5 separate regions of the Homo sapiens genome follow, and all the other regions are linked to region 3. A link is a loop called in an ENCODE intact Hi-C map of the cell type or tissue named here. Cell type or tissue: IMR-90. All regions are shown on one strand. Links, peaks and the distances in the headings refer to the core of each region. The heading gives the core; the rest is flanking DNA. Region 1 has its middle 29 kb from the start of PKP1. Region 2 has its middle 14 kb from the start of TNNI1. Region 3 overlaps CSRP1-AS1 (CSRP1 antisense RNA 1). Region 4 has its middle 30 kb from the start of TNNT2. Region 5 has its middle 21 kb from the start of PHLDA3.

What was found. Hi-C counts contacts between places; a loop is a spot of excess contacts. Peaks named below come from ENCODE experiments on the same cell type or tissue, not always from the same donor. Only the 100,000 strongest peaks of a DNase experiment are listed, where the experiment ranks them.
Region 1: it touches region 3 in a loop (18-fold over the local background); 12 of 110 quality-filtered maps call a loop at or near these places.
Region 2: a loop joins it to region 3, with 8 times the contacts of the local background. A loop is called at or near these places in 84 of 110 quality-filtered maps.
Region 4: it touches region 3 in a loop (12-fold over the local background); 5 of 110 quality-filtered maps call a loop at or near these places.
Region 5: it touches region 3 in a loop (7-fold over the local background); 87 of 110 quality-filtered maps call a loop at or near these places.

The regions. Positions count from the first base shown.
Region 1 is chr1:201,251,393-201,257,679 of GRCh38, reverse strand. No RefSeq gene overlaps it. Among named protein-coding and RNA genes, the nearest start is that of PKP1, 29 kb to the left of the region's middle. In IMR-90, for the core only: a CTCF peak has its summit at 2,949 (motif pointing left); no DNase peak of the experiment used is centred there; H3K27me3 peaks cover 831 bases.
Region 2 is chr1:201,432,832-201,439,118 of GRCh38, reverse strand. No RefSeq gene overlaps it. Among named protein-coding and RNA genes, the nearest start is that of TNNI1, 14 kb to the right of the region's middle. In IMR-90, for the core only: CTCF peaks have their summits at 2,447 and 3,244 (motif pointing left); DNase peaks (open chromatin) are centred at 3,008 and 3,228; H3K4me3 peaks cover 229 bases.
Region 3 is chr1:201,509,458-201,515,744 of GRCh38, reverse strand. The region is part of intron 1 of CSRP1-AS1 (CSRP1 antisense RNA 1); the gene reads right to left. It overlaps LOC124904484 (a long non-coding RNA gene), which reads left to right. Exons shown (of 2, transcript XR_007066793.1): 2 at 5,744-6,021. Among named protein-coding and RNA genes, the nearest start is that of CSRP1-AS1, 5.4 kb to the right of the region's middle. RefSeq lists an enhancer at 3,320-3,529 and a silencer at 3,680-3,759. In IMR-90, for the core only: a CTCF peak has its summit at 2,602 (motif pointing right); a DNase peak (open chromatin) is centred at 2,604; H3K27ac peaks cover 426 bases.
Region 4 is chr1:201,344,924-201,351,210 of GRCh38, reverse strand. No RefSeq gene overlaps it. Among named protein-coding and RNA genes, the nearest start is that of TNNT2, 30 kb to the left of the region's middle. RefSeq lists enhancers at 2,697-2,836, 3,121-4,105, 4,216-4,716. In IMR-90, for the core only: CTCF peaks have their summits at 2,931 and 4,422 (motif pointing right); DNase peaks (open chromatin) are centred at 2,890 and 4,430; H3K27me3 peaks cover 1,842 bases.
Region 5 is chr1:201,445,194-201,451,480 of GRCh38, reverse strand. No RefSeq gene overlaps it. Among named protein-coding and RNA genes, the nearest start is that of PHLDA3, 21 kb to the left of the region's middle. RefSeq lists enhancers at 166-285, 3,356-3,475. In IMR-90, for the core only: a CTCF peak has its summit at 3,194 (motif pointing left); a DNase peak (open chromatin) is centred at 3,210; H3K27ac peaks cover 181 bases.

The sequences.
Region 1 (6,287 bases), core at 499-5,498, 260 kb after region 3:
CCATCTGACTCCATCACTCCATCACTCCATCAATCCAGCACTCCATCTCACTCCATCATTCCATCTGACTCCATCACTCCATCACTCCACCTCACTTCATCACTCCATCTCACTCCATCACTCCATCTCACTCCATCACTCCATCTCACTCCATCACTCCATCACTCCACCTCACTCCATCACTCCACCTCATTCCATCACTCCACCTCACTCCATCACTCCATCTCACTCCATCACTCCATCTCACTCCATCACTCCATCACTCCACCTCACTCCATCACTCCATCTCACTCCATCACTCCATCAATCCATCACTGTATCTCACTCCATCACTCCATCTCACTCCATCACTCCATCTCACTCCGTCACTCCATCTCACTTCATCACTCCATCACTCCATCTCACTCCATCACTCCATCTCACTCCATCACTCCATCACTCCACCTCACTCCATCACTCCATCACTCTGTCTCACTCCATCACTCCATCATTTCATCAATCCATCACTCTATCTCACTCCATCACTCCATCTCACTCCATCACTCCATCTCACTTCATCACTCCATCACTCCATCTCACTCCATCACTCCATCACTCCATCTCACTTCATCACTCCATCACTCCATCTCACTCCATCACTCCATCAATCCATCACTCTATCTCACTCCATCACTCCATTTCACTCCATCACTCCATCTCACTCAATCACTTCATCACTCCATCACTCCATCTCACTCCATCCCTCCATCACTCCATCACTCCATCTCACTCCATCACTCCGTCAATCCATCATTCCATTTCACTCCATCACTCCATCTCATTCCATCACTCCATCACTCCATCTCACTCCATCATTCCATCTCACTCCGTCACTCCATCACTCCATCTCACTCCATCACTCCATCACTCTGTCTCACTCCATCACTCCATCACTCCATCTCACTCCATCACTCCATCTCACTCCATCATTCCATCTCACTCTGTCACTCCATCACTCCATCTCACTCCGTCACTCCATCACTCCATCTCACTCCATCACTCCATCACTCTGTCTCACTCCATCACTCCATCACTCCATCTCACTCCATCACTCCATCACTCCATCTCACTCCGTCACTCCATCACTCCATCTCACTCCGTCACTCCATCACTCCATCACTCCATCTCACTCCATCACTGCATCACTCCATCACTCCATCTCACTCCATCCCTCCATCACTCCATCACTCCATCTCACTCCATCACTCCATCACTCCACCTCACTCCATCACTCCATCTCACTCCATCACTCCATCAGTCCATCACTCTATCTCACTCCATCACTCCATCTCACTCCATCACTCCATCTGACTCCATCACTCCATCTCACTCCATCACTCCATCTCACTCCATCACTCCATCTCACTTCATCACTCCCTCACTCTATCTCACTCCATCACTCCATCTCGCTCCATCACTCCATCTCACTCCATCACTCCATCTCACTCTCTCACTCCATCACTCCATCTCACTCCGTCACTCCATCACTCCATCTCACTGCATCACTCCATCACTCCATCTCAGTCCATCACTCCATCTCAGTCCATCACTCCATCGCTCCATCTCACTCCAGCACTCCATCACTCCATCACTCTATCTCACTCCATCATTCCATCTCACTCCATCTCACTCCATCACTCCACACTCCATCTTACTCCATTACTCCATCACTCTATCTGACTCCATCACTCCATCACTCCATCTCACTCCATCACTCCATCTCACTCCATCACTCCTCGATCACTCCAACTCACTCTAACACTCCATCATTCCATCTCACTCCATCACTCTTTGATCACTCCATCTCACTCCATCACTTAGGGCTCGGAGGAGCCCTCCCCAGTAACTGGATTCCAGCCCCTTCCAGCCTGGCGGCTTCTTCAGCATCAGCGGCAGCCAACTGCTGAGGAGAGAGCCTGTCCCTTCCCTCGGGGCCTCTCACTGAGCCTGTGCCCCATATCCCAGGCGCCTCACCCAGGACACATGTCCTAGGAGTGCGACAGTGCTGTCAGCAGCCAAGGCCGCGCCCCTGAGGCCGCTCTCCTCTCTCCTGGCTACCCCCACGGGCTCCCCTGCCAAGGGCTGCAGGGTGGAGGGAAAGGGTCCGACGCCATCTTCCAAGGAGCATGTCTTGCCAGAGAGCCCAGTGCCGGCTCCTGGCCTCAGTGTCCTCTGTTCCAGCTCCTGTACCTTGATGGGACACTCTGCGGTCCTGTCCAGGTCATCTAAGACAGGTCCTGAGGGAGCTGCCATGCTCTCCTTGACTCTCAGAGAGAACCCCAGCTGTGGACCCAGGGAAGAAGAGGTGAAGTCTGATGTGTGGGCCCGGCCTCTGTTCCACCTGCTCTGTCCCCAGGGTCCCGCAGGGGCGGAGGAGGAGGGAGTCTAGAATCCCGCCATCATCCGTGAGGGAAGGAAGCGGAAAGAGGGGCTGCTGCTCGGTGGCGGGTGTGGGGAGTGGGGTGAGGAGGCCAAACGGGCCGGGTGCACAGGAGAGAGAGGGTGGCGCCAGGCTGGGGCACCGAGGGCCAGTTAGCCCCTCCCTCACACACACCCCGGGGCTTCCCAGGGCCCGCCCCACCGACCTCCACTATGCAGACCCTCTGTGATACCCAGAGCCTGAGTCCTGACCTCCAGAAGACCCAGAAGACCCCGGGCTGAGGACCATGGAGGACACTGAGGAGGGGAAGAAGGAGGCACCCCTCACCCGGGGCCAGGTGCAGGCCTCCTGGGGACAGCATGCCGTCTTTCCCAGAGAGACATGGCCTGCCGGCGCCCACCACTCCAGCTCCAGCCCACTTTCCACCCCACTCACCTGTTCCCTGCCCCAGGTTGTCCCCAGAGGTCTCAAAGGGCCCACTGTCCTCTCCCAGGCTCCGGCCCCGCCGCAAAGCCTGTGGTGCCACCTGGTGGTCATGTCTGGGATGGCAGGCTGACCCCAGGGACTTGGGAAGGGGTCCAGGCCTCTCCTGCTCCCTCCAGCTCTGTTCACCCACTCAACCCCTGCTTTGCTCTCCCTGGGGCTTCTGGCCATTATGTTGCTGGCCCTCACTGATTCAGCCACAGTGTTCACAGCTGCTCCTTGGGTGTGCTGGAGAGCCACGCCATGCTAACCTCCACCAGGGGTGTGAGAAGAGATCTGGAAATAACAGCAGCACCATGATGCGGAGTGACCTTGAACCCGCACAGTGCTCTGGGGGAGGGTCTACTATTATCTCCATTTTACTGATGAGGAGCTGGCCTCCAGATGTTAAGTCACTTACCCAAGGCTACGCAACTAGTAAACATGACACTGCATTGAACCACGCATCCAGGAACCCCAGAGCTTCCCCCAGCAGAGGCTGGTGGAGTCCACAGCCTCAATCCCAGGACAAGTGCTAGCCTTGGATGGGGAGAGTGGAAAGAATGTAAATTAGGAGTTTGGTTTTTAAGCCCAGCTCTGGCACTAACTCACCGTGGGACTCAGGGCAAGGCCCTTTCTCTGTCCGGGCCTTCTCTACCCTGGGGGAATCAGACCAGGCAATCCCATGCATTCCCGAGCTGGAACTGGGCCCTGGGCTCAGAGGTCCAGGCTGCTGCCTGCAGGGCTGGGCTGGGCTGGGCTTGGCTGGGCTTGGCTGAGCGGCTGCAGCTCCCACAGGAAAGTATTAAATGAAACCCTGAGTTCTGACTGTGGTGTCTGAAATGGGCCCTCACAGACTGCAGGTCAAGGCTCCAACTCCTTTGTGCCCCACCTCTCCTCCTTCCAGGAAGCACCTCTGACAATTCCTTAAAGCCCCTGGCTTCGCCTTGGAAGGCAGCCTTCAAAGCCCTCCTCTCACTCCCCATGCACCATGGACTCCAGTCCCCGCGGGCTTCTTTCTGGCTGTCAGAGGTGCTCTCCCGGGCCTCCCACTGCATGGTCCTCTCCGCGCTGGAATGCTGTCCCCTCACCGCTTAGCCTGGAAGCCTCTGCCCCGCCAGGCCTCAGTCCAGGCCTGCTCAGGTCCCCGTGTTATATGGCCCCACAGCACCCAGCACTTTCTATGGACTAGGTACTAGTTTGACTGGTACAGTCAGCCCTCTGGGAAGCCTCACAGGGAGCATGTTGCTGTACCCTGGGTCCGGTGCTGCACATGGCATGCAGCAGATGCTCCAAATGCCTAAGCACTTCAGTGTGCAGCCTGCTGTAACTGTCCATCGCCACCTGCTCATGGCATCTGGCCCCACACTTACTTTCACACATTTTGTATCCCTGCACCTCCTGTCCACCTAAAGACAGAAGCTCTGCCTCTCCTGCCTCCCATAGAGGAGGGGAGAGGCTGCTGCTTGGGGTCCTTCTCCAGCCCTGGCTTTAGCCCGCTGTTATCCACATCACAGGCATCCTGGGAAGGTGCCTGACACACTGCCCCCGGCCCCAGCCCAGGCCGTGCTCTCCTCCCCTGGGCAGCAGAGCGCAAACCTGGGGAGTGGACACACGTAGAATGCCAGGAGGAGGGAGGAGGCCCAGCCCCACTGTGGCCAGAGGGTGTCAGAAGCACAGGACAAGCAGGAAGGAAGCCTGGGAGTCACCTAGGCCAGCCTTCTCATGCACAGAGAAGTGAACAGAGGCACAGATGAGGCAGGGACTTGCCAGCCTCTCAAAGCTGAGGTCGGAGGCCAGGTGTCCTGGCCCAGGGTTCTTGCACTGTCTGTGGTCCTGGGTGCTACAGGAAGAGTCCCCATGGAGGCAGGAGAGTCCCTGACCCACCTCCCAACATAGTTGGGTCCTTTGAGACACAGTGCTGTTGATTAGGGGGTAGGGTAGGACTGAAGGACTGGATTCCTCCAGGCAAGAGACAGGAGCAGAGCCCTCCTCCCCCTTGGGTTCTGTTCTCCAGGACCAACGTCTTGCTCCCTGGGGAATTTAAATTCCTAGCAACCTGGCATTGAAGCCTGTTATTACTGCTATTAGAAATAGCCTAATACTAATGGCCTATTAGTAGCCTGACAGCAATTGAATACCTGCTAGGTGCTAAGCTCTTCCCACACATGTTTCCTCATTTAACCCCAACAACTCCAAGATACAGGTATTATTACCTCATTCGACAGATGAGGACAATGTGGTGTGGGTGATGAAGTGGCCATGAGAAATTGGCTGCCTGCCGCTGTTCCCCTCCCTCAGCCCCTTCAGACTTCTCTCCCTGCCTGGCTTCCTCACCATCCCTGCCCTATCTCTACATCCCAGCAGCACCCCCAATCCGGGTCAGTCACCACACAGGGCAGTGGAGAGGTCTCCAGGATGGTGGCCCTGCTGCCCGGTTCTGCACTCTGCTCCCAGTGGCCCTGCGGGGCAAGCTGTGTCTGCTGCTCCTGGGCCAGCTTCTTGGCCTACAGCTTCTGTAGCAGGGGCCTGGGAGCTGGAGGGCATGGGGCTCCATGAGCTGGGCCCACGAGCAGCCACTTCCTCCCAAGGTCTGCCGCTGTGGGCAGAGTCTCCAGTGCCCCAAGGAGGCAGCACCATCACCCCACGCCTTGGCTTATGTGCATCCTTCTCTGCCCAGAACGTCTCACTCAGTTCTGCAGATCCTCCCACCTTGGCACTCTATGGGTGTCCCTCCCACCAGCCTTGCTGCTTGGCCCCGGGCTGCTTCTGAACCCTCTGTCCACCTTGGAGCCCCCCATCAGCTCACCCCTATTCTCAGTTGGCACCTATCCCAGGGCGACCTCAACCCCTCCCACGTGCTCCTAACTAAAGGGATGGTGATGTCTCCCAAATGCACATCTCCAACCCCAATCCCCCAACCCGACTTCCCACCAGTCAACATGCTGTGTTTAAAATGAGCTCATCTCTACCTTCCCCATCTCTCAGGGCGTTGCACCACTGCCCCTCTCAGCTGACAGCCAATCGACAAAAAGCCATGAACTTTACCTCCTTCTCTCCCAGAGCACCCACTTCTCAATGGCTCCTCTATCTTGAACTTCCTCCTTGCCTTTATGATGCTCTAATTTCTGATTTGTCCTTTGGGACACTGCTCAGGTGCCACCTCCACCATGAAGCCTTCCTTGATTCCTCTAGGCTGAGTTGGGTATCCCACTGAAGCACCCCCATGGCACCCTGTGCTTATCTAAGCTAGGACTTACCTGCTAATAATGCAACTGCCTGGCCACTGGCCAGTGTCTCCTAAACTGGGGGCACCTCTAGGCCATATTGTGTTCTCTTAGCACCCAGATGATACCTGGCACATAGTAAGCACTCCATAACTAGTGGATGAGGGAATGGATACATT
Region 2 (6,287 bases), core at 550-5,549, 77 kb after region 3:
CTTGAGGTCAGGAGTTTGAGACCAGCCTGGCCAGTGTGGCAAAACCCCATCTCTACTAAAAATACAAAAATTAGCTGGGCGTGGTGGTGCGTGCTTGTAATCCTTCCTACTCAGGAAGCTGAGGCAGGAGAATTGCTTGAACTCGGGAGGCGGAGGTTGCAGTGAGCCGAGATTGTTCCAGTGCACTCCAGCCTGGGTGACAGAGGGAGATTGTCTCAAAAAAAAGAAAAAAAAAATTTTTTAAAGAGATTTTTCTATTGTATTCTAGTTTCCTGTGTTGCTCTTGAGAAGCCTAAAACTATCCAACTTTGAATCTTTTGTATGTGACCCATTTTTCTCTTTGGAAGTTTCAAGTGTCTTCTCTTTGTCTCCCGTGCCTTAGGTCTTTGTGAATAATACAGCTGGGACTTGGTAAGCCCTAGCCCCTGGAACGTTGTGCGTTCAATTTCTTTGGTAACTATCTCCATTTCCAGCTCTTTGTTTTGTTTTTCTGGAGTTCCAAGTAGTAAAATATTGGACTTCCTGGATGATCTTGAATTTTCTTATCTTTCTTGATCTATTTTCCATCCTTTTTTTGTGCCTCTGGAATCTTTCTTCAACTTTATTTTCTAGCCCTTCCAATTAACATGTTATTGTTGCTGTCATATTCCTAATTATTAAGAGTTCTTGCCGGGCGCGTTGGCTCACGCCTGTAATCCCAGCACTTTGGGAGGCCGAGGCGGGTGGATCACGAGGTCAGGAGATGGAGACCATCCTGGCTAACACGGTGAAACCCCGTCTCTACTAAAAATACAAAAAATCAGCCGGGCGTGGTGGTGGGCGCCTGTAGTCCCAGCTACTCGGGAGGCTGAGGCAGGAGAATGGCGTGAACCCGGGAGGTGGAGCTTGCAGTGAGCCGAGATCGCACCACTGCACTCCAGCCTGGGCGACAGAGCCAGACTCCGTCTCAAAAAAAAAAAAAAAAAAAAAAAAGAATGAGAAAGAGTTCCTTTTGTTTTCTGAATGTTATTTTTTCCTTTTTTGTATGGATTCTCTTCCCATTTCATGGGTGCAATATTATCTCTCTGTCTTTGGAAATATTAATCATAGTTTTTTGATGTTTTGTTCTGTTGTTTGCATTGTATGTTTTGTAAACCAACAAGTGTCTGAGACAGATCTCAGTCGATTTAGAAGTTTATTTTGCCAAGGTTGAGGACACGCTTAGGAAAAAGAAACACAAACCACGGTAGGATCTGTGGCCTATGCTTTTTTCCAGAGAGGGTTTTGAGGACTTTAGTGTTATATTAATTATTAATAAAATTAATAATATCACATTAATTAACTATATTAATAGTCCCTTCAGGACTCTGTCTCCCCTTGACTTCTGTGACATCATACTAATCTTATTCTAGCCCTGTCTCTTTTTCTCTCCTCTTCTGAGTTTCTTCCTCTGCCTCCCTTTAAAACACATCAATGGTTGGGTGTGGTGGCTCACACCTGTAATCCCAGCACTTTGGGAGGCTGAGGAGGGTGAATCACCTGAGGTCGGGAGTTCGAGACCAGCCTGGCCAACATGGTGAAACCCCATCTCTACTAAAAATACAAAAATTAGCCAGGCATGGTGGGCACCTGTAGCCCCAGCTACTCGGGAGGCTGAGGCAGGAGAATCGCTTGAACTGGGGTGGGGGAGGTTGCAGTGAGCCAAGATTGCACCACTGCACTCCAGCCTGGATGACAGAGTGAGACTCTGTCTCCAAAGAACAAAACAAAACAAAACAAAACAAAACAAAACAAAACAAAACAAAACACATCCATGCCCCTTGGGGCTTATTCTTAACCTTCGTCTCTTCCATAGTGAGAGTAAACTTGCTAGAGTTCCCCACACACCATGCTTTCTTAGGCCACTGTGCCGTGGCCAGGCTGTTCCTTGGGTCTGTAGTGCCCTTTGTCCTTGGTTGCCTGATGAACTCCTATACATCCTACAAAACCTGGCTCAGGGCTTATGCCCCCTGCAAATCTTCTCTTGAGTCCCCTCTGAGAGAATTAATCACTACCTTCTCAGTATGACATTAAAACACGTTATTGCATGTATTATAAATGTTTGGGGAGTTTTTATATATTCATGTGGCCAACAAGGCAGGAAAAGCAGGCTTCCCTTCTGTCTGGATTTTAGACTGCATCACAAAAAATTCACATTTATCAAGGTAGGTGGAGAGGATACCAGGGAGGGTATAGCAAGAGTATACTTCACTCCAGGCTGAACCCCCTGAATTATTCTGAGGTGGCTGCACCTGGAGTTGGGAGTGAATATCATTTTGTTACAGGCTGTGAGATTCTTGGCTCCCTGGACTCCGCAAGGCACCTTGGGAACCTCAATATCCTTCAATAGTGGAAACGGGAATTTTCTTCATACCTCGGTCTCCTGAGGCATCAGGGACCATCCACTCACTCCTGGCTCCACACCTCCCTCTAGGGTCAGCCGCCTTCTCTCCAAGCTCTCTCCACTTCTCAGTGTCACTGTTGGCCACGCCCAGAGAGGAGCAGGGGCTACTGCAGCTGGTGTCTCTTCCTGGGATGAAGCATCTTGAAGTCTTTAGAGACACTTGTGCACACACTACAGGCCTCCTTCCCATGTGTGTCCTTGAATGGGTTCCAGAGGGTCTCTGAGCCCGCTGGAATTGGTGTGGAATAGCTTTTGGCTTTTCAAAATGATGTGTGTGAATGCTTTTGCATTGCAAAAGTTTTCAAAGGAAGCTTGAACCCCCTTCCAAAAGTTAAGAACCATAGAACACTTAGATCCTCAAGGGAATTCTGGGATTACAGGGAGACCTCACTTTAAGAAAGATAGACAGGTCCAAAGCAACTATGTTGGAGTTACAGTAACTGCATTGCAAGACGCTTCTCTCACATGAACTGTATTTGTTGCTCTCCAAGCTTTAGCCCTGGAATCCACCCAGATCACCTAGCTGTGAACAAGCGTGCAGGGAAGGTTCAGGGAGTGATGAATAAGAGGCTGGGACTGGAAACACTTTTGATTGTTTATCATGTGGGTGGAGGGAGGAGGGACATTCACATACAATCAGCCACTTTGAAAATTTCACACCCAAGCGATCTCAGGCATATAGTCAGTCACAAACAAGTCACCCACACGTTCTTTCCCTTTCTCTCTCTGTTTCTCTCTCTCTCTTCACACACACACACACACACACACACACACACACACAGGCACGCGCACACACATGCACACACATGCACCAAGGCTCACCAATGCTCCCTCTGGTGGCAAGAAGAAGAACTTTATCTCTTTATTCCAGGAATAGAAATACAGCTCCCGGGACTAGGTCAGCCAATGCCAGGTTTTTCTCACATAACCCACACGGAGTACTGAAACAAAATTCACAGTTTTATAATGCCACTGTTTCATGCAGTGCCTTCAGGGCATTTTATTAAACCACAAAATACCTGGAGCTCACTAGCAATGACTGATCTTACACACAATAACTTGGATATTAAAAATTCTTGGGCTGGGTGCGGTAGCTCACTCCTGTAATCCCAGCACTTTGGGAGGCCAAGGTGGGCAGATCACCTGAGGTCAGGAGTTTGAGACCAGCCTGGTCAACACGGTGAAACCCCGTCTCTACTAAAAATACAAAAATTAGCCGGGCGTGGTGGCTGGCGCCTGTAGTCCCAGCTACGTGGGAGGCTGAGGGAGAAGAATCACTTGAATATGGGAGGCAGAGGTTGCAGTGAGCCAAGGTTGCACCACTGCACTCCAGTCTGGGTTACAGAGAAAGACTCCGTCTTAAAAAAAAAATTATTGGTTGAATCCTGTTATTGGCTGCCATTGGACATAATTAAAAATCATACTTTATGTTTTCTTGATTATTTCATCTTTTATGTTATTTTGTAGATGATAATGTGAATCAGGATAATAACAATAATAATCTGCTAAAAACATAGAATGTTGTTCTCAGATTAATAATAAAGGGTGTAAAGTCAGGTCTCAGTGTAGCAGCCCCGGGTCACCAACTTTGAATGAAACATTTATACGCCTGGCCAGGTGCAGTGGCTTACACCTGTAATCCCAATGCTTTGTGTGGTCAAGGTGGGAGGATCGCTTGAGCCTAGGAGTTTGTGACACTCTAGGCAAGAGAGGGAGACCCAGGACCGCTTTACACCCTTTGTTAAGGACTCCAAAGACCTTTTGTTTAAGTCAGTTAAATCTATCAATATTCTCCATATCAGAAATTAAAACTGAGAAAAAAGGTAAACATATATATGTTTGAGACAGAGTCTTGCTCTGTTGCCCAGGGTGGAATGCAGTGGCACAATCTTGGCTCACTGCAGCCTCCGCTTCCTGGGTTCAAGCGATTCTCATGCTTCAGCCTCCTGAGTAGCTGGGATTCCAGGCATGTGCCACCACGCCTGGCTAATTTTTGTATTTTTAGTAGAGACAGGGGTTTCACCATGTTGGCCAGGCTGGTCTTGAACTCCTGAGCTCAAGTTATCTGCCCGTCTCGGCCTCTCAAAGTGCTGGGATTAAAAGTGTGAGCCACCGCACCCAGCCTAAAATATATTAATTCATTTAGTAACTATAATAAGTCCATTTTACATGTTAACTTATTTTATTATATGTCATAAATAATGTAACAATATATTATACATTATAATGTAAAAAATAAATACAAATAAAATATTATTTAATATAAATAAAAGGTTTTGTGATAAAATTACAGAGCAGAAATACCTAGTGAAGAGTGGCATTTTATTACATTTTTACAAATCCTTTTACTTGTCTGGCCTAATAGAAAACAGTTGGATTCTCATATCTGCTTTGCAATCAATCTGTTTGTTAGAAATACAACAAAAAAATATCTAGTCTTGCATAGATATGTAGTCAGAAAACAGAAGTTTTTTTTTCAAGACAGATTCTCATTCTATTGCCCAGGCTGGAGTGCAATGGCATGATCTTGGCTCACTGCAACCTCCACCTCCCTGGTTCAAGTGATTCTCCTGCCTCAGCCTGCTGAGTAGCTGGAATTACAGGTGCACGCCACTATGCCCAGCTAATTTTTGTATTATAGTAGAGACGGGTTTTACCATGTTGGCCAGGCTGGTCTTGAACTCCTGACCTCGTGATCCGCCCACCTCAGCCTCTCAAAGTGCTGGGACTGCAGGAGTGAGCCACTGTGCCCGGCTGAGAGAAGTATTTTAATAGCATTTTCAGAGAATTGTGGATATTCTTGGGTACTACATCAAAACTCGATAAGTGGGAGTTTCTTAAGGGTTAGCTACAATGTACAATCTGAAACCTATCAATAAAGTTTTAATACTCTGGATTTTGTGACATTATGCCTTGGTCATTTGGAGGATATTGATGTTCCGAGTTATGCATATTTTCCAAATGTTGATGCATTTCATACATTAAACAATGATAAACAATTACATTCTTAATATCACCATTGATCTTATCTGAAAAGTCTTTACGTGTTTGGGAACCTGTCAAGCTCATGATGGCAGATAGAACTTTTCAAGATTCAAATTTTTGTTGGAAAGCTTGAATTTTATAATTGGCAACAAGTACTCTGAACTGTTTTCCTTGGAGTTACAGGCTTAGGCTGGGTGCGGTGGCTCATGCCTGTAATCCCAGCATTTTGGGAGGGTGAGTCTGAAGGATCACCTGAGGTCAGGAGTTTGAAACCAGCCTGCAACATGGTGAAACCCCGTCTCTACTAAAAACACAAAAAATAGCTGGCCGTGATGGTGCATGCCTGTAATCACAGCTACCCGGGAGGCTGAGGCACAAGAATCACTTGAACCTGGAGGGTGGAGGCTGCAGTGAGCCGAGATTGGGCCACTGCATTCCAGCCTGGGTGACGGAGCAAGATTCTGTTTCAAAAAAAAAAAAAAAGTTACAGGCTTACTTTGTTCATTTTTGAGAAAATAGTCAAGTCCAATTAACAGTTTTTCTTTTTCTTTTCTCATCTCTTTATTTTTTTTTGAGACAGGGTGCCCCTCTGTTGCCCAGACTAAAGTATGGTGACTTGATCTCAGCTTACTGTAGTCTCGACCACCTGTGCTCAAGTGATCCTCCCACTTTAGCCTTCTGAGTAGCTGGGACTACAGGCATGTGCCACCACGCGTGGCTAATTTTTGCACTTTTTTGTAAAGACGACGTCTCTCCATGTTGCCCAGGCTGGTCTCCAACTCCTGGACTAAAGTGACCCTTTCACCTTGGCATCTCAAGGTGCTGGGATTACAGGAATGAGCTACTGCATCCGGCCAATAGTCCCCTCCCCTCCCCTTTC
Region 3 (6,287 bases), core at 558-5,557:
TTACAGTTTAGGGGTCACGCAGTCTCTGGCTTGAAGAATCTGAACCTCCTTAAATTGTTCCTAGGGATAACACTACTGTTGTAAAACCTAAGATCAGTGCTTGAGATATCTTGCAGACCCTACACTCTGGGTGGATCAGCTGACACAACCCAGAACTGTAATCTGGCTCAACCAGTTCTGCCATCCCACCCAGGAACAGAAAATAGCACAAAAAACTCACTTCGACCCTCTATGATTCCATCTCCAACCTGAGCAATTAGCACTCCCCACTTCCCAAGCCCCTACTTGCCAAATTAAAACTCTGATCCCCGAATGCTCGGAGAGACTGATTTGAGTAATAATAAAACTCCAGTCTCCTGCACAGCCGGGTCTGCGTGAATTACTCTTTCTCCATTGCTATTCTCCTGTCTTGATAAATCGGCTCTGTCTAGGCAGCAGACAAGGTGAACCCGTTGGGTGGTTACACTTGTGTGCTTATCTTATCTCTCTTGCTACAATACAGTTTTTGTTAACTGTTGCTTTCTGGTTTGGCCCCTGCCTACTACTGTTTTTGAGGACTCAGCTTGGACACAGCATCTGGTTATTCCTGGTCACTTGCTATAAGAACACAAAGTCAATTCTCCCCCCTCTAAGAATCAGTCTTGGTAGGCCTTCACCCATGATTGCTAGTCCACTGCCTTTGCCAGCTGTGAGCTGCCATCCATCCCAGCCTCCTGTCTGCCCCTTGGAGTCCACTTCAAAAGTCATCTTCCTCTTCCTCAGCATCTTCTCTTCGAAGAAATGTTTCTCATAAGTCTTGGTGAAGATGGCTCAGTAAATACTTCTAAAACCTTATGTTTTCCCTTAGCAATGCCAAGTCTGTAAAAACCACTTTCTTTCCTAAAAATGCATTTCTGAAGGTACCATCAATGAAGATCTCTGCCTGAAATGACCTTCCTGCCAGCAGCAAGTTGTATTTTCCCCAAATGGTTGCAATAATGCTTTCCATTCCACATACTCTTCCAGAACCTTGCCACTCACACATCAGGAAATGGAGTCTCTGTCCCCTTCTTTGAAACTGGGTGGGGCTTCGTGACTGTCTCAACTAGTGGAGCACAGGGGAAGATCTGCTATGGGCCTTGCGAAGCCAGTTTTCAAAAGGCAAGACAACTTTCTCCTGCTATCTCTTGGGATGCTTCTCCTTGCAACCAGCCACCATGCTGTGAGAGAGTCCAGGCCCCATGGAGAGACCACATGTAGGGGTTCTGGCTAACAGCCTCAGCTGAGGTCCCAGCTGACAGCCAGCATCAGCCTCCAGCCACAGGAGTAAGGGAGACTCAGTGAAGAATCCAGCCAGCTCTCATTTGACTGTAATCACAGGAGAGATCCCAGCAAGAACAATCGGCTGAGCTTGGGAAAACCCTAAAACCATGAGAGAGAAAAACAAATGACCGCTCTGTTACACTACCAAGTTTGGGGTGGTTTGTTGCAGAGCAATAGGTAACCAGAATGCTGTCCATCTCCATACATTATGAGCCTAACCACCCTTTATGGCCCAGCTCATTAGCCTGTCATCTCCCATGTAAGCCTTCTCTGATCCCCACAATGGAGTTCTCTCCCTGTCTGAACTCCCGGTGCTCTTCCTGTGCCAGTCTCCTCTCCCACATCTGGGTGCACACTTCAGCTCTCCCCTCCCTGTAAAGTCTCCATTCTCCATTCATATCTCTCGGCACCTAGCCCAGTGCTTGGCACATAGTGGGTGCTCAATACAGGCTTTCTCTGTCTGGATGCGTGAAGGATAGGGAAAGGGATCTTGGGGAGAGAACATCTACCAGTGGAGAAGAGAGGGTCCTGAGTTGCAAAACAGCTTCCAGGGCTTTCAAAGGCCTTTTTCACTGACTAGTGTCCTAGGACATTTTTGGCTTCTCTGCTAAGAATGTAGGATATGAGTTAGAGTCAAAAGGATTTATGAATAAGTATCAAGTTGTCAGAGGTGTTTGAGCTGGAGCAACTCCATCTTGTGTAGGGGATGTGTAAAATAAGGCTGAGACCTACTGGGCTGCATTCCCAGACGGTTAAGGCATTCTAAGTCACAGGATGAGATAGGAGGTCAGCACCAGATACACATCATAAAGACCTTGCTGATAAAACAGCTTGCAGTAAAGAAGGATGCCAAAACCCACCAAAACCAAGATGGCGACGAGAGTGACCTGTCCTCACTGCTACACTCCCACCAGTGCCATGACAGTTTACAAATGCCATGGGAACGTCAGGAAGTTACCTTATATGGTCTAAAAGGGGAGGCATGAATAATCCACCCCTTGTTTAGCACATAATCAAGAAATAAGCATAAACATGGGCAAAAAGCAGCCCTCAGGGCTGCTCCGTCTATGGAGTAGCCATTCTTTCATTCCTTTACTTTCCTAATAAACTTGCTTTCACTTTACTCTATGGACTTGCCCTGAATTCCTTCTTGCGTGAGATCCAAGAACCCTCTCTTGGGGTCTGGATTGGGACTTCCTGTAACAAAGGGCTCCTTGGAAAGAAAGGATTGTCCAAGCTGAGGGTTTTCTTAGGATTACAGTGTATGGCCACTTGGGGGAGCCGAGGTGCGGCGAGGTGTCTTTCACAAGTTCACCAGCAGGTGGCAAGCTTATTCGTGGTTTCTTGCAAACTATGGATTTATCCACGCACACATTCATAAAATACTGAGCACCTACTCCATGTAAGGCTCTGTGTGGCTACAAAGGAGGGTAAGCTACAATTCCTGCCCTCCAAGACCTTCCAGGTGAGTGAACTCAATGTTTCCTTAGCTTGTCTTTGGGTTGAAATAGTTCTTCAAAAGTCATCCAATCCTTTCTTCTGTCAGTGTAATTTAATATAATCGACCCTGATGGAGGAGAGGAGTCAAGAGTCTTGCCAAGGCCGGGTGCAGTGGCTGACGCCTGTAATCCCAGCACTTTGGGAGGCCGAAGTGCACGGATCACCTGAGGCCAGGAGTTTGAGACCAGCCTGGCCAACATGGTGAAACGCCGTGTTGCAGGGTTTCTACTAAAAATACAAAAATTAGCTGGGTGTGGTGGCGCATGCCTGTAGTCCCAGGCTGGGAGGCTGAGGCAGGAGAATCGCTTGACCCCAGGAGGTGGAGGTTGCAGTAAGCATAGATCGCCCCACTGCACTCCAGCCTGGGCAACAGACTGAAACTCCGTCTCAAAAAAAAAAAAAAAAAAAAAAAAGAGTTTTGCCGAAAGTCTGGTTATTTTCAGTCTACTTCACTGCTTTAAGTAGATTGGCCAGGTGATCATAGATAAGATCAGAGCAGTGAAGGTGGTGTGGCTAGGGACCAGGAGAACAGGGAGAAAGAGATTTTAAAGCAGGAGGAAAGCAAACTGATCAGTAGATTAGGAGCTGGCGTGATTGGAACTGGGCCTGTCAGAAAAGCCTCTCCTGAGCCTTCAGCCAGCTCCCTGTGGCCACACTTCCCTAGAGCCTGTCAGGCTCGGAACAGTGGAGCCATGCACAGCCAGCTGCCCGGGAGCTCCCTGCCGCCTGCTCCCGCCCTGAGTCCCCAGCTCCTCCTGCTTTCCCCTCCCCACACTTTGGCTGTGAGAGCCACTCCACAGTTTTGCCTGTTTGGGACAGAGGCAGTGGCTGCAGAGGGAGCAGGAGGGAAGTGACCTTACATCAATTTCAGGCCAAGGGGAGGGGAAGAGGAAGTGGTCATTTAAAAACCTATCTAGACTGTTTCACAGTGTTCTTAAGGACCCAACCCTGAGCCACCCCAGTGCATTTCTGAATATCACCTTTCAAGCTCCCCTGGAGCTTCACAGTGTAAATTTCAGCCTGAAAATCAGAAGAGATTTCTGGATCAGGAACCCCCTAGAGTTTTTATTTTGTTCCTTTCTAAATGGATTTCTCCTTTTCTTGCCTCTAAGCATTTTATTCTTATAACATGTATACACTGCCTTTTCCGATTTTCATTTGCCTCTGGCTGCCAAGCTCATTTCTCCAGCAAACCCTGAGAGATTCTAGGAATCTTCCTTAGAAAACATGAATACAGGGACTGAAAGCAAATGCTGGGCCTTATTCCACAAGCCCCCTTTGACTTGCCTCATCCTAGCCTAGGCACAGCCGAACAGTGCCAGAGCCAGGGAGAGCCTTGCAGATCACCCACGTGGGTAGGCGGGCCTAGTCATATTCCCAGGGGCCCACAGAGATACTACCCACCAAGCACGATACATTTCCTAAGAACTCCATTTCTCTGAACAGTAAGTAATTTTATTTATTTATTCATTTATTTTTTGAGACAGGGTCTCACTTTATCACCCAGGCTGGAGTACAGTGGAGTATAGTACGGCTCACTGCAACCTCTACCTCCTGGGCTCAAGCGATCCTCCCACCTCAGCGTCCCTAGTAGCTGGGACTACAAGCATGCCACCATGTCCAGCTAATTTTTGTATATTTTGTAGAGACTGGGTTTTACCATGTTGCCAAACTTGGTCTCAAACTTCTGGACTCAAATGATCCACCTGCCTCAGCCTTCCAAAGGGTTGGGATTACAGGTGTGAGCCACCGTGCCTGGCCAGTGAGTCATTTTAAACATTATCTTTTTATGAAGACAAATACAGTTATGTGCCAAGGAGAATGCAAAATTCAAATAAATTTTTGCAATAAACCCCAAGACTTCAAGGACTGGGAGTGGATTGATTCTGACAACACTGTGGGTTCCTTACATTTACTTCTTTGCTGTCAGAGGTACCTCAGTGGAAATTTTGGAGAATACTGAGTTAGTCCAACCTCCCATTTCACACATGAGGAAAACTGAGGCCTAGGCCATGGTCACAAAGCTACTAAGTTAGCTACTGCTGTAAGCCCTGGTCTCCTCACATGCAAAGCAGGGGGTAAAAATAGTCCTTACTTCATACAGCTACTGCGAAGATTAAAGGGGACAATTGTGTAAAGTACCTGACAGGTAGTAAATGCTTAATAATTATAATTATTCCTCATTATCAACAGTATTTTATTTGTTTTTTGTTTTTTTGAGACACAGTTTCACTCTGTCACCCAGGCTGGAGTGCAGTGGTTGGATCTCGCCTCACTGCAACCTCCACCTCCCAGGTTCAAGCGATTCTCTTGTCTCAGCTTCCACAGTAGTTGGGATTACAGGCACATGCCACCATACCCGGCTAATTTTTCTATTTTTAGTAGAAATGGGGTTTCACCATGTTGACCAGGCTGGTCTTGAACTCCTGACCTCAAGTGATCTGCTGGCCTTGGCCTCCCAAAGTGCTGGGATTAAGGCATGAGCCACTGCGCCAGCCATCATTAGTATTTTAAATCATAGATGACAGAGCTGAGACTCAAACTGCAAGTTTAGGGCTGGATTTTTTTTTTCTTTTTTTAGACCATTAGATGAGTAAACTTCTTGAGGTCAGGATCCAAATTATAGGCTTCCTTGTATTCCCAGAACCTAGAGACCAGCACAGAGTGGGGCCCCAATAAATGTCTTCTGAGTGAATGGTTGGATGGATACATGGATGAACAGGTGGATGGACGGATGGATGGATGGATGGATGGAGGGAGGGATGGATGGATGGAGAGACAGATGGATGAACAAATGGATGGATGGGTGAATGAATGAATGGATGGATGGACAGATGGATGGAAGGATGGACAAGAAGATCTCCAGCCCAGACTGGATCTCTAATTTCTCTGGGATGATGAGCAGAGCTAAGCCAGACACATTCCCTTACTCTTTCCTCAGCCTCACACTCAGGTCCTCTTCACTTGGGATCAATGCGGAAAAGAAGGGTTTCACCACAGGAGAGGAGAGAGAAGATGTAGCATCAGGATGCTGATGAGGGAGGAAAGAGAAGAAAAGATGCCAGAGGAAGCAGCAGACAAAGTTGGAAGCTGGAGGACAGGGGCCCTACTTCCTGCCTGTAACAGGCCCCACTTCATTCCTAGCAGCCATCAAATACCAACCCAGAAGTGTTGGGAAATAGAGTGCACAGAGAGAACATAAAGATACTGAAAAGGTTAGACATTTGTGAGAGTCCTGAGAAGCAGGTAAGCCCCTAAGTGTGCCAAGCCTCCTTCTAGAACCCCTAGCAGATAATTTATTGGTGATGAGCTCTGACTGCATTGTCTCTGCAGATGTGGGTGCTGCTGACCAGCTCGGGCCAGTCTAGATATGGTTATATAAATGAGGTCAGCCAGAATGAGAACCTCTGCAGAATGAGAATCTCTGCCTTAAGGATGTCCCAAGTATTGATGATGTTTACTGATTTTTCTGTCATTTCAACATC
Region 4 (6,287 bases), core at 543-5,542, 160 kb after region 3:
GACTAGTTAGGAGGCTGTTATCATGGCGACGGTGGGGTCACGCTGGCGACCTGGGCTGGTAGTGTGGGAGAAGGAGAGAGGGGGACTGTAGATCTGAGGTGATGTCAGCAGAAGGCAGTTTTGGAAAGTAGGGGTAGAATGTGGGGGCTTGGAGAGAGTGCACTGTAGGTGGGGTTTGTTTACATGAGTCCCCTCCTTCCCCCAGGTTCTGATCCACTCCCCACCCCAACCCCACACCGTTCTCTCCAGCACCAGCCTTAGACCCTGGCAACTGGGAGTCAGGCGTTGGGCCCTACACTTTAAAAGGCCCCACTGTGGCTCTCCTTTGGCTGTCCTCCTTCCAACAGGACAAGGAGTCTGCAGGTACCAGGGACACGCCCACCTAGATCCAGCCTTTGCTAAACCAGAGCCACTCAGGAAGACAAGCCACATGAGACCTGGAGTTTGCACCAGAATAGAGGTCAATTCACTGCTTCCTTCATTAGGAAAGTCTTGCAACCAATGACATAATAAAATAAAATAATAAAATAAAATAAAAATCAGCTGGAGGAGCAGGGACACCTATCCAAGGCAGACAGCAGGACAGCCTTGGGTACTGAGGAAGGAGTCAGCTCCTTCCCTGGCCCCATGCCCACCCCAGCAGGAGAGGGGCCCATGGAACAGGGACCCATGAGATGGCAGAGCACAGCCCTGCTCCCGGTTTGTCCCCAAGTTTAGTCCATGCTGAGCAGGAGAAGGAGGGGAAGGGGAGCTTTGAGTTGAATAGGAGATTGGAGTTTGAAATGGATGAGGGCAGAGACTTAATAACCAAAATGTGACCTTGTAGGAATCAGCAGTGGCCGTGCAGTTTTGAAACCTTTAATAGCACTCACTGTCCACAGGGCAGGGGCTTTCCCAGTTGGTAGCAGTAACTGAGAAAAAATTAAAGCTCTTTGTAGCCAAACCTCACTTAAGGCGATACACTCCTCACTTAGGGTTTGACTCCTTGGGTGAGGTTTGACTACAAAGCCTCCTTTCAGGCCGGGCGTGGTGGCTCACGCCTGTTATCCCAGCACTTTGGGAGGCTGAGGCGGGTGGATCACGAGGTCGGGAGATCGAGACCTTCCTGGCTAACACAGTGAAACCCCGTCTCTACTAAAAATACAAAAAGTTAGCCAGACATGGTGGTGGGTGCCTGTAATCCCAGCTACTGAGGCTGAGGCAGGAGAATCGCTTGAACCTGGGAGGCAGAGGTTGCAGTGAGCTGAGATCACATGACTGCACTCCAGCCTGGGCGACAGAGCGAGACTCTGTCCCAAAAAATAAACAAACAAACAAAATCTCCTTTCGGTCCCCACTCAGCCTTCCCTGGGAGGCCAGCCCCAGCCACAGTAGCTCCCTTTGCAGCCCCCACCCTTCCACACTGCGCTCCCAGTCTCCTCTCCTGTCTGACTTTTCTCTCCGAGCTTTTTGTCTTTTACATACAATATGTTTTCACTGTTTACCTTGTTTTTTTGTCCGTCTCTCTCTCCACTTGACTGTAAGATCCAAGAGTTCAGGGATGTCTGTTCTGCTCACTGGGCACACGGTAGCCCTCAGTAACTACTTGCTGAATGAATGAACGATGTTTGCCCAGGAAGTTGAGGGCTCTTATTTAATAGACTGCATATATTACACAGTGTTCCACAAAGGGCAGAGGGAGAATCTTGCCGAACAGAAGATTTGGGGGCTCCAGAACAGGCGTAGTTGGGTATTTGACAATCTGAAGAGTTCAGGAAACACCATTTTTGGCTAGTGGAGCTGTCTAGGCCAGGGCTGCTGCACTCTGAATGAATGAGTCGGGAACCAGTCAGAAAGGAGATTTTCATGAGAAAGAGACCGGGCTGCCTTGCCACATGGGACAGAAGGATACTAATGTCCTCGCCAGCAGCAACTCATTTTGCATCCTGCTCAGGCAGGGGTTGAGAGTGGCAGGGAGTGGGAGGAAGTCACATGTGCCCCAGAATCTGCTTGGATTCTAGAAAGTGTTGAAGGGCATGGATTCTGAAGCCAGACTCCCTGGGTCCAATCCCAGCTGCACTAGGTATTTATTTAGTGACCTCAGTCAAGTTACTGTGCCTCAGTTTCTTCATCTGTAAAACAGGCATGATATTAGCAACCACCTCATTGGGTTATGGTGAGGATTAAATAAGCTCCTATAGGGCTGGGCACGGTGGCTCACGCCTGTAATCCCAGCACTTTGGGAGGCCGAGGCAGGCGGATCACCAGAGGTCAGGAGTTCAAGACCAGCCAGACCAACATGGTGAAACCCCATCTCTACTTAAAATACAAAAATTAGCCAGATGTGGTAGTGGGCGCCTGTAATCCCAGCTACTTGGGAGGCCGAGGCACAAGAATTGCTTGAACCTGGGAGGCAGAGGTTGCAGTGAGCCGAGATCACACCATTGCCCTCCAACCTGGGCCACAACAGTGAAACTCCATCTCAAAAAAGAAAAAAGAAAGCTCCTATAAATATAAGTGCTTGGAACAGTGCCTGGCACATGGAACAAGCAGATAAGCGTTTGCTGTCATCTTTGGCATATTGTGGAGATAGGAAGGGTCCCCGGCTCCCTGTCCTTTTCCCTTAATTGTGATGTCCATCCCCTCCTTCCTGCCTGCCCTTAGTTTCCTCCAACTTAGGTTTCCCTTTCCTCCCATGCCCCAGGCCTAGGGTGAGCCTTGTCTGGCTTCCTCCTTCCCACCTTCTCCTTCCTCAGAAGGAGTCAGCCCAGCCGGCCTTGCCCTGCCATGTGCAGCCAGACAGTGATGGAAGATGAGTCGCCAGTGCTGATGACACCCCCACCTCCCGCCCACCTCCCACCAGGACAGCAGAGATCTATTCCAAGGAGTGGATGGACAAGGAGCCCCAAGTCTTCATCGCTCTCTTGAGGGATTAGAGCTCCCCCTGGGTGTGGTTTGGGAGCCCTGCACCTGAATTATTGTCGCCCTGCCGGTGTGGACCAGAGAGAGCCCTGCCCACCTCCCAGCATCCACCTCCCAGCCCCCCGTCTGTGTCTCCCACCCCATTCCTAACTGTAAAATCCGTGCCCCCAGACTACCCTGGCCTCCTTGTTCTCCCTATCTCTCTAAACAATCCTCACTTCCACACTCTCTCCCCATTTCCACATTATTCTGCAGCCTCAGCTCTGCTTCCATGTGTTTTTTCCCTCCAAGTTGCCCTTCTTTTATAAGTCTGCCCTTCCAGGAAGTCTTCCTGGATTGGCCAGGACCTTGCTGCTCAAAGTGTGGCCCGCAGACCGGCATCAATGGTACCACCTGGGATCTTGTAGAAATGCAGAATCTCAGAATTTGCATTTTAATAAGATCCCCAGGGATCCATGTGCACATTCCAGTTTGAGAAGTATTGAACTAGGTCACCCTGCAGTCCCAAAGGTCCTTCATTCCTTGAAAAGACAGAGATTCTGGGAGCCTGTCTCAGATGGTGACAGGAGGGAGACAGGAGAGAGCATTTCAAAGAATGCAGCGAGCCCTGCTCCTGTCTTATATCTTGACTCCTACTTTCATGGCAGCCTGTCCACCAGCCTGTCCAGATTTCGAGGCTGAGCATGCTGGAATTCCCCCTGCAGGGCTCATCAGTTGCACTTGGTCTGCGGACACACTCTCCCAGTCCATGCCCATCTGCTTTGCCATTTGACTTGTTCCAGGAGAGCCTTTGTCTGGGATTCCAGAATTTCCCTTTGGAAGTAAGCTTAAACAATCTCAGTGTGGCTGCCCAAACTGGCTCTCTGAAATTGGAGTTCTGTTAAAGTTTTCTGCACTGAAGTAAGTTGGGAGGGGCTTCATGCCACCTTTGTCTTTTTCTCTTTCTTTCTCTGCTGTGATACACATGAGCACGTTAAAACTGCTGAGAATCACGAGTAAAAAAAACTGATTCACTCATTTAGCCCAGAGTTTCCAAAACTTAGACCTCCTTTGTCACTTAGCATTGTGAACATCCTCTGGAACTCATTTTGGGAAATGCTAATCTAATTCCCTAACACACACACACACACACACACACACACACACAGACACACACACACACACACACACACACAGACACACACACACACACAGACACACACACACAGAGACACATAGCAACTACTAAGATTTTATGCAAGGCTCTTTGGATGCTGCAGGACCCCTTGAGCTCATTTTCTAAGTGAGAAGCTGAGTCTTGTGGTGTTGGAGAGGATCTGCTGGGGCTTCTCTTCCAAATCCTTTCTGGGGGGGGCAGGGCTGGTACAGGCATCGTCAACTCACCAGGGTCTATGGGGAGGCTGTTCTTACCAACCTTGATTTCTCCTGTATACTGGATGGCTTGACTTTTATTTTGAGTCTCAAATGCTATTTGTTCTCTCAAATCTGCCAATCTAGTCCTGTAGTTGAAGTTCCTGCCAGCAGGGGGAAGTTCCTACCAGTTCCCATGGGCCTGATGGTCATTGTAAAAGGTGTCCTCCCCAGCTGAGGGAAGTTGGAAAGGACTTCTACGAATCCAGTGCTTGGGCTCAGTTTATGCAGGGAAGTTCTGTCTGCCTTGCCCACCTGGAGAATGGTGGCAGCAGAGTTTTCTAGCCAAATCTCGACTCGCCTTTTGCTGACACTGTGGTTAGACAGAAGGTGGAACTGGCAGGGCCAGTTCTGACAGCCTGACTCACGGCTTCTCTAGCTCCCTGCCACTGGTACAGGGAGGTTGAGGCTGGGTGGGGGGAGGGTGTGGGAATCTGTGCAGGAATGCCAAACTGGAGGCTTCTCAGTCCTAGCCAGGGAGCTGGGGCAGGCTGGGGGCAGTGTGTGGGGCTTGTTGAGAACCTAGGGAAGCTGATGGGCATGGGAAAAGGAGACCTTGAGAGCGCCAATGCTCTGAGAATCACAGAGTGAAGGCAGGGATTTCCGTTCCACAAAACTCACATGAAGGTCTGATTTGGGCTGGCAGGGACCCCAGATATCCCCTTATTTCAGCAGGAAGGAAGCTGGTGAGGAGGTTTTTCCAAGGCCACACGTTGACTCTGCGGTAGATCTGGGATCTCCTGATAGTTGCATTGAGGCATCACTTTTTGTGGCATCTGGGCTGCTTCCCCAGCTGGAACTGTCACATTCAGACTTACCTGAGAATAAATTTATCCCGAAGCTGATCTATCGGCTCTGGAGAATCCCATTTCCCAATACTAACATACGCCATGCCCAATTTCCTTGCTCCTCCTTGAGGAGGTGGCACAGTAGGATCCACCATGGGCTGAAGGTGCTGGATGATCTGGGGTGCCATGCAGTCAAAAGAGACCTTTGCCTGAGTTTCCAAGGAATTGGAGTTTGGAGATCCCACAACCTGGCAATTTCCAGGCCTAGATGACAGATTTGGGATATCCAAAATCTGAGAGAGTCCAGCCCTGTATTCGGTGTATTCGGTGCAACTCAGACCACAACTGATGTCCCTTTACCTATTCAGAACTCCAGTTCTTAAGAGGGACAGTGACAATCTGAGACATGTTCAGAGAAGGGTGACCAAGAGGGACACTAAATCATGTCCTTGAGGAATGGTTGAAGCAGCTCAGGAGGCTTAGCTTGGATATGAGAAAGCTCAGAGACACCAGAGAGCTGTGTTCAGATACTGGAAGGATTGTCATGGGGAAGACAGGCTGGACCGATTCTCCATGGCCCCAGTGAGTAAAGACAAGACCAGTGAGTGGAAGTTGTAGGAACCCAGAAGCCAGAGCAATACCAGATACTTGACTAACGGCCAGCACAGCTTTGAGTTCTCTTCCCCTGGAGGTGCTTGGAGGGTGCTGATTGGCCAATGTGGAAGAAGGTTTATGGGTCTTCAAGAGTCAGCTGCAGGAGGGAGGCCTGGGAGACTTTTAAGGTCATTTCAACATGCAATTCTATGCATCTATATCCAGACTCCTGTTCTATTCAGCTCATGTTGGGTTTGTGCTCTGTGCTGGACACTGTACCAGGTATGACGAAAGGGCAAAAAATGGAGCAAGTCACTATCACAGAGGGGAAAATAGACACACGCACAAGCCAGGGCACGACTCGTGCCTCCACACAGGTGCACGCAGGCCTCACAGAGGGGATGACATGCCAGTTGGGCCTCAAAGGATGAATAGAATTTTGACAGGCAGAGGCAGGGGAAAGGCACACCAGGCAGAAGAAGCAACACAAAGACAGTGGGATTAACCTGGCACATCGTGTTTGGGGAGATGCCAGTCATGGGTGGAGTAGAGGGAGTGAATGGGAAGCAGCAGGAGGCAGGAGGGGTGGGCTGG
Region 5 (6,287 bases), core at 715-5,714, 64 kb after region 3:
GGGCTGCCACCAAGGGTGTGCCCAGCAGGGAAGAAACCGAGGCACAGAGCAGCATAACATCACATTTTCACCTGAAATGGAAGCCTAGTGCCTGAACTCCCAGACCAACTTCCCTGCCACAGGCTACCGTCTCCAAATGAGGTGAGGCCCGGGACTGACAGGGCCAGCTCCCCATCTGCCCATTTTGTTCTGCAGAGGCCAGCCTGCTTTCTCCTGGATCCCGAGGCTCCTCTTTCCTGCCCCCTCCTTTCTGCTGGCGCCTGCGTGGGAGGCCCTGGCTGCATGACGGGAGTCTGGCCTCAGAGCAAGGACTCAGAGGCATCCTTCCCCAACACAGGCTTGGTAGCCCCACGGTGGGGGAGGCTGTAAATCCCCCGCCCCTGCCCACAGGAAACAGCTGGGTCCCAGGCACCTCCTGCAGACTTAACCCTTTCCAGAACTGCGAACCCCTCCCTGGGCCTGAGCAGCTGGGAAGGGGTGGGGTGAGGGGGCTCTTCAGGTCCAAGCAGAGTTTTTGCTCATGTGTGTGGTGCTGGCAAGTGGCCCCACTATTGTTTATTGAGGGGACTTAAGCCTGCCTGTCCTGCCAGTAGCCAGGAAGGGCTGGGTCTGGTTAACCCTTGGTGTGGCTGTCAGGACCAGGGCAGGAAGGGTGTTGCCTGGGGTGCATGAGCCTCCTCTTTGGTCGTCGCTGGCATCCGAAAGGCCTTTGTCTAGCCCCAGACTATACTGGGCTTTGGGATGAACGCCGGACCCACTGGAAATAACTGTACACTGGCCCCAGGGCGGGGCTGCTGAAATCTAGCAGCCCTCTCCTTGCTAGACTGTAAGTGTCCAGGATGTGAGGACCTTGGTTATCTCTGGCAGAAAACAAATTATTTGTAAATGACCCAAGTGATGCTGGAAGTTTCCAGCTTTCCAAAATTATTTTTCTTCCCCTACCTCTTCTAACACAGGATCTCTTTGGGAATGTTGTAACATTTTGAAGGGTGTGAAAATTCTCAGTAAAGTTAAGTCATTACACACCTAATAATAATAAGGATAATTATTATTATAGTCTCCAAGAAGCTGGAAGAGGATACTCTTATCTCCAGGTGGGTGGGAAGGCCATCCATTAGCACGTTGATGATTGTAATAAAATCTCTGCTGTGTGGCCTGGTAATAAATTTTCATGAGGTTTTCATGACCACTATCTTATTTGATCTTACTTGCCCCCTGTAGCAGAGATAATCCCTTCTCACTTTGTGGATAAGGAAATTAAGAATCAGGGAAGTTTAATATGTAACTTGCTCAAAATTGCAGATTGTGTAGTGTGGGAGCTGGGATCAGAGCTCAGGTCTGTGGGACCTGAAAACTGGCCCTGGCACAGCTGCAGGAAGACGCTGAAGGCACCGTAGAAGAAGTAGGGCCAACAGGAGGGAAAGGGAGCAAAAATGGGAATATGGGGTCCAGAGCAAAGGCTTGGGAGTTTTACTAATAAATCCTCGGCCAGGCGTGGTGGCTCACGCCTGTAATCCCAGCACATTTGGAGGCCGAGGTGGGTAGATCACTTGAGGCCAGGAATTCGAGAGCAGCCTGTCCAACAAGGTGAAACCCCGTCTGTACCAAAGATACAAAAATTAGCCAGGCATGGTGGTGAGTGCCTGTAATCCCAACTACTCAGGAGGCTGAGGCAGGAGAATCGCTTGAACTCCAGAGGCAGAGGTTGCAGTGAGCCAAGATAGTGCCACTGCACTCCAGCCTGGGTGACAGAGCGAGATTCCATCTCAATAAAATAAAATAAAATAAAAATAATAATAAAATAAATCCTTATCCTGAGTGACTTGGAATGGTAGCTGGGCAGTACTAGCATTTTGTTGAAAGGTAATTGTGGGTCAGTACTCTGTTAGGTGCATTGCATGATTTAGTAAATAATTCATATAATAAAGACAGGGAAGGAACAAGGATGGGATGGGGATTATCAAGATAGAAGATGGAAACTGAGCTTTTTCAGGCAGGCAATGGCAGGAAGCAGGGTGCGGAGGCACCTTGATTAACAATGGGACCCAGCAGCCTGGAAGGATCCAGAACAAATCCTGGCACATGTCTGGCCATTGTGGAGTGGGAGGAAGGTATCAAAACCTGCCACTCCAGGAGATGGGCTGGAGTGTGAGCCTCGTCCCTCTGGCCTGGCCCTGATGAACCATGATCTGCCCCTCCCCCAAGCCACAACACAAAGACAATAGTCCCAGCGAGCCTCCTTGGGACAGGACAGATCGTGCCAGGCTGCCCAGCAGGACAAGGGGCCCTTGTGCAGGCCTCAGCTTCAGATCCTGCTCCACCCTCTCTGCGTTGGGGGGTGGTCGGAAGTTCAGATCTTGTGATGGGAGGGAGGCTGAGAGTCTTTCTACAGGGCCAGTGCTGGGGCCAGGGTCACCCAGAGGTCTCCAGGGAGCCAGGGGTGAGGCTGGGTAGCAAGTTTTGGGTTTCTGGAGTCTGGGGGAGGCAGGAGATTGGCTGCTCTGGGTGGCTTCTTGTGGAGCTTGAGAAGTGGCCTTCTTTGAATAGAAAGGAACAGAAGTTTCCTGACCTTTCTCATTTGATCCTCACAACCCTGTAGGGTATAAATGCAAAAGATGATTACCCCTATTTTACAGATGAGAAAACAGGTTCAAAGAGAAGGAAGGCTTTACCTGAGGCCACCCAGGGAGTAAGAGGAAGTGCCAGCATTCACAGCAGCTCTGGGAGTGGGGATGGAGTATGTGTGGTGAATTTATTCGAGAGGCCCGAAGGCCGTCTGAAAGCGTGGGTGCCAGGGTCCTTTTTGCAGTAAAGGTCAGGGTCCTCCCATCACACCACCTGCTCCGTCCCTTCCCACTGCCCCCCCACCCCCATGCCAGGGTCAGCCGCTGGGAGCCCAGGCCAAGCCTGCAACATTCCAGGGAAGGGAGCTGTGGCTCAGGCTGGAAGCTGGGTCAGGGGGCACAGTGGCCCAGCCAGACGGCCTAAATGTACTCAGCTTTTCCTTGAAATTCCACACACCCTGGGCGTTTGGCAGGAGCCCGGAATGCACTTCATCTGAACAATTTGTCTTTCATGGTGCATTTGCATCAATTACCCCATTGTCCTTTCGCCTTTTCTTGGACCACTCTGGCGGTCGAGGCGCGCCCTGTGTGTGCTGGGAGCTGCCGGATGTAGGGTGCGGGGAGGGTGGGGCTGCCCCCTGGTGGCCTAACCTGCACTCACCCACCTAGATGTCTGCCTGAGCTGCTTAAGGAGCAGTCAGATTCCATCCCACAGGATGACTCGTCTGACCCCAGCTCCCCACTCCCTAAACTGTTCCCAGGGTCCCTGGGTGGGGGCGGAGAGAAAGATTATGAGAGGCGAGATGGCACAACACAGGCAGGTCAGGCAGTTCATGAAAGGGAGGGTCCATGGATCCAGGGCTTGGGATCAGCCCCCACACTGCCCCCAGCACCTGTGGAACCTTAGGTGATTCAGCAACCTCTCTGGGCCTCAGGGAGTTATTTGTGAAATAAGAAGCAATAGTGTGCAATAGTGCTAACATCCTGGGCGTGGAAGCTTCATGTATGGGGTTTGAATCCTGGCTCTCCCATTTGCTGGCTGGGTGCAAGATGTTTATCTTGATAAGCCTCAGTTTCTTGCTCTGTAGAATGATGAGAGCAACAGAGTTGGTCCCTGTTATTTGTGGATTTCATATTTGCAACTGAGTGTACTTGCTGAAATTTATTTGTAACCCCCACATCAATACTTGTGGAGCTGTGATCGCTGGCAGCTATACAGAGTGTCAAAAAACTTGAGACAAATAAGATGACACTTTGGCTTCTCATTTCAGTTCTCATCCAGTAAGCAAGGGTCCTTTTCTTGGTCTATTTAGTGCCTTTTTTTTTTTTCATATCTGTGGTTTTTGTTGGTGATTTTACTGTTCAAAATTGCCACCAAGCATAGTGCTGAAGTGCTGTCTGGCGTTCCTTAGTGCAAGAAGGCTGTGATGTGCCTTGTGGAGAAAATCTATGTGTTAGATAAGCTTTGTGCAGGTATGAGTTATAGTCTGTTGGCTGTGAGTTCAATGTTAGTGAATCAACAATAAATATTAAATATGACACCTTTTTGTTTTTTTTTTGAGAGAGGGCCTCACTCTGGTCACCCAGGCTGGAGTGAGCTGGTGCCATCACGTCTCACTGCAGCCTTGACCTGTCAGGCTCAAGAGATCTTTCCACTTTGACCTCTTGAGTAGCTGGGACCACAGGTGCTCACCACTGTGCCTGGCTAATTTTTAAAAAGTTTTTTGTAGAGACGAGGTCTTCCTAGGCTGGTCTCAAACTCTTAAGTTCAAGGGATCCTCCTGCCTCACCTTGGCCTCCTGAAGTGCTGGGATTACAGACAAGTGCCACAATGCCTAAATAAGGTGTCCTTAAACAGAAACACATATAATACAAGGTTATACATTGATTTTATGTATTTATTTATTTATTTATTTATCTATCTGAGACAGAGTCTTCTCTGTCGCCCAGGCTGAAGTGCAGTGGTGTGATCTCAGCTCACTGCAACCTCCACCTCCCGGGTTCAATAGATTCTCGTGCCTTAACCTCCCAAGTAGCTGAGATTACAGGCATGTGCCACACCCGGCTAATTTTTGTATTTTTTAGTAGAGACAGGGTTTTGCTATGTTGGCCAGGCTGGTCTCGAACTCCTGGCCTTAAGTGATCTGCCTGCCTTGGCCTCCCAAAGTGCTGGGATTACTTACAGGCGTGAGCCACGATGCCCAGTCACAAACTAATTTTAAAAATTGATAAAAAACATTGTGATCACAGGCTTGCAAGAACATAATCCTGTATTTCCACTAGGAGCAATTGGTCAGTACTTGCTAATTCTGGGTTCCCAGAGACTTTATAGAATGTAACTACCCAAATAACAAGAATCTACCGTACTTACAGTTTTTCTCCAAGGCTTGAATATGTCAAGTGTGGCATTGTAGCAATTGCAGTTAATACTGTTCCCTGGTGTATAAGCTCTCGTGTTGATTCTCCTGAAGCCCCTAAGCTTCATGTGGGGGTCAGCTGCCTGAAGGTGGGATCCCTCCAGGAGTACACACAGACACATCACCAGCCTCATCTTCGCTGCTCATGCCTGAAACTTCTACCATGAATACTTTATTCATTCAGTTTCATTAAAAGGCCAACGTCTCTCTTGATGATTCACAGGGCTCTCTTCATTGACATTATCTTATTTGGCCTTCACAACAATTGCGATGGTAGTGTCATTGTTCCCATTTATAGATGAGTCTGAAGTTCAGAGAGGATAAATAATCCGACCAAGGTCACCTGGTTTGTTGATAGCTGTATTAGTCCCGTCCTCACACTGCTATAAAGAAATACCTGAGACTGGGTAATTTGTAAAGAAAAGAGGTTTAATTGGCTCATGGTTCCACAGGCTGTACAGGAAGCATGGCAGCATCTGCTTCTGGGGAGGCCTCAGGGAGCTTTTACTCATGGCAGAAGGCAAAGCGGGAACAGGCGTCCTGCATGGTGGGAGCAGGAGGAAGAGAGAGAGAGGGGAGGTGCTACACACTTAAAAATTTTTTTTTTGGAGACAGGGTCTCACTCTGTTGCCCAGATTGGAGTGCAGTGGCACAATCTCAGCTCACCGCAACCTCTGCCTCTCAGGCTCAAGCAATTCTCCTGCCTCAGCCTCCCGAGCAGCTGGGAATACAGGGATATGCTACCATGCCTGGCTAATTTTTGTACTTTTAGTAGAGATGGGGTTTCACTATCTTGGCCAGGCTGGTCTTGAACTCCTGACCTCAAATGATCCACCGGCCTTGGTCTCCCAACGTGCTGGGATTACAGGCGTGAGCCACCGTGCCCAGCCTACACACTTTTAATTAACCAGATCTTGTGATAACTCACTCACATCACTCACTCACTATCACGAGGATAGCACCAAGGAGATGGTGCTAAACCATTCATGAGAAAGCCACCCACATGATCCAACCACCTCCCACCAGGCCCCACCTCTAACACTGGAGATTACAATTTCACATGAGATTTGAGCAGAGACACACATCCAAACCATATTAGTGGCACAACAGTCAGAAAGCTTCAAATTCCACTGTCTTTCCACCACCAGACGCTGTCCTGGTAAAACATAAATGCTCCAGGGGAGGTAAAAGCCAGGTCTTGTTACTTACACTTTAGTGTGAATGAGTGCATTGAGATCCCCAAGGAAATTGACTGAGATCAGGTGGGTGATAAATATCTGATAAATACGCCTCTGCCTCTACCCTG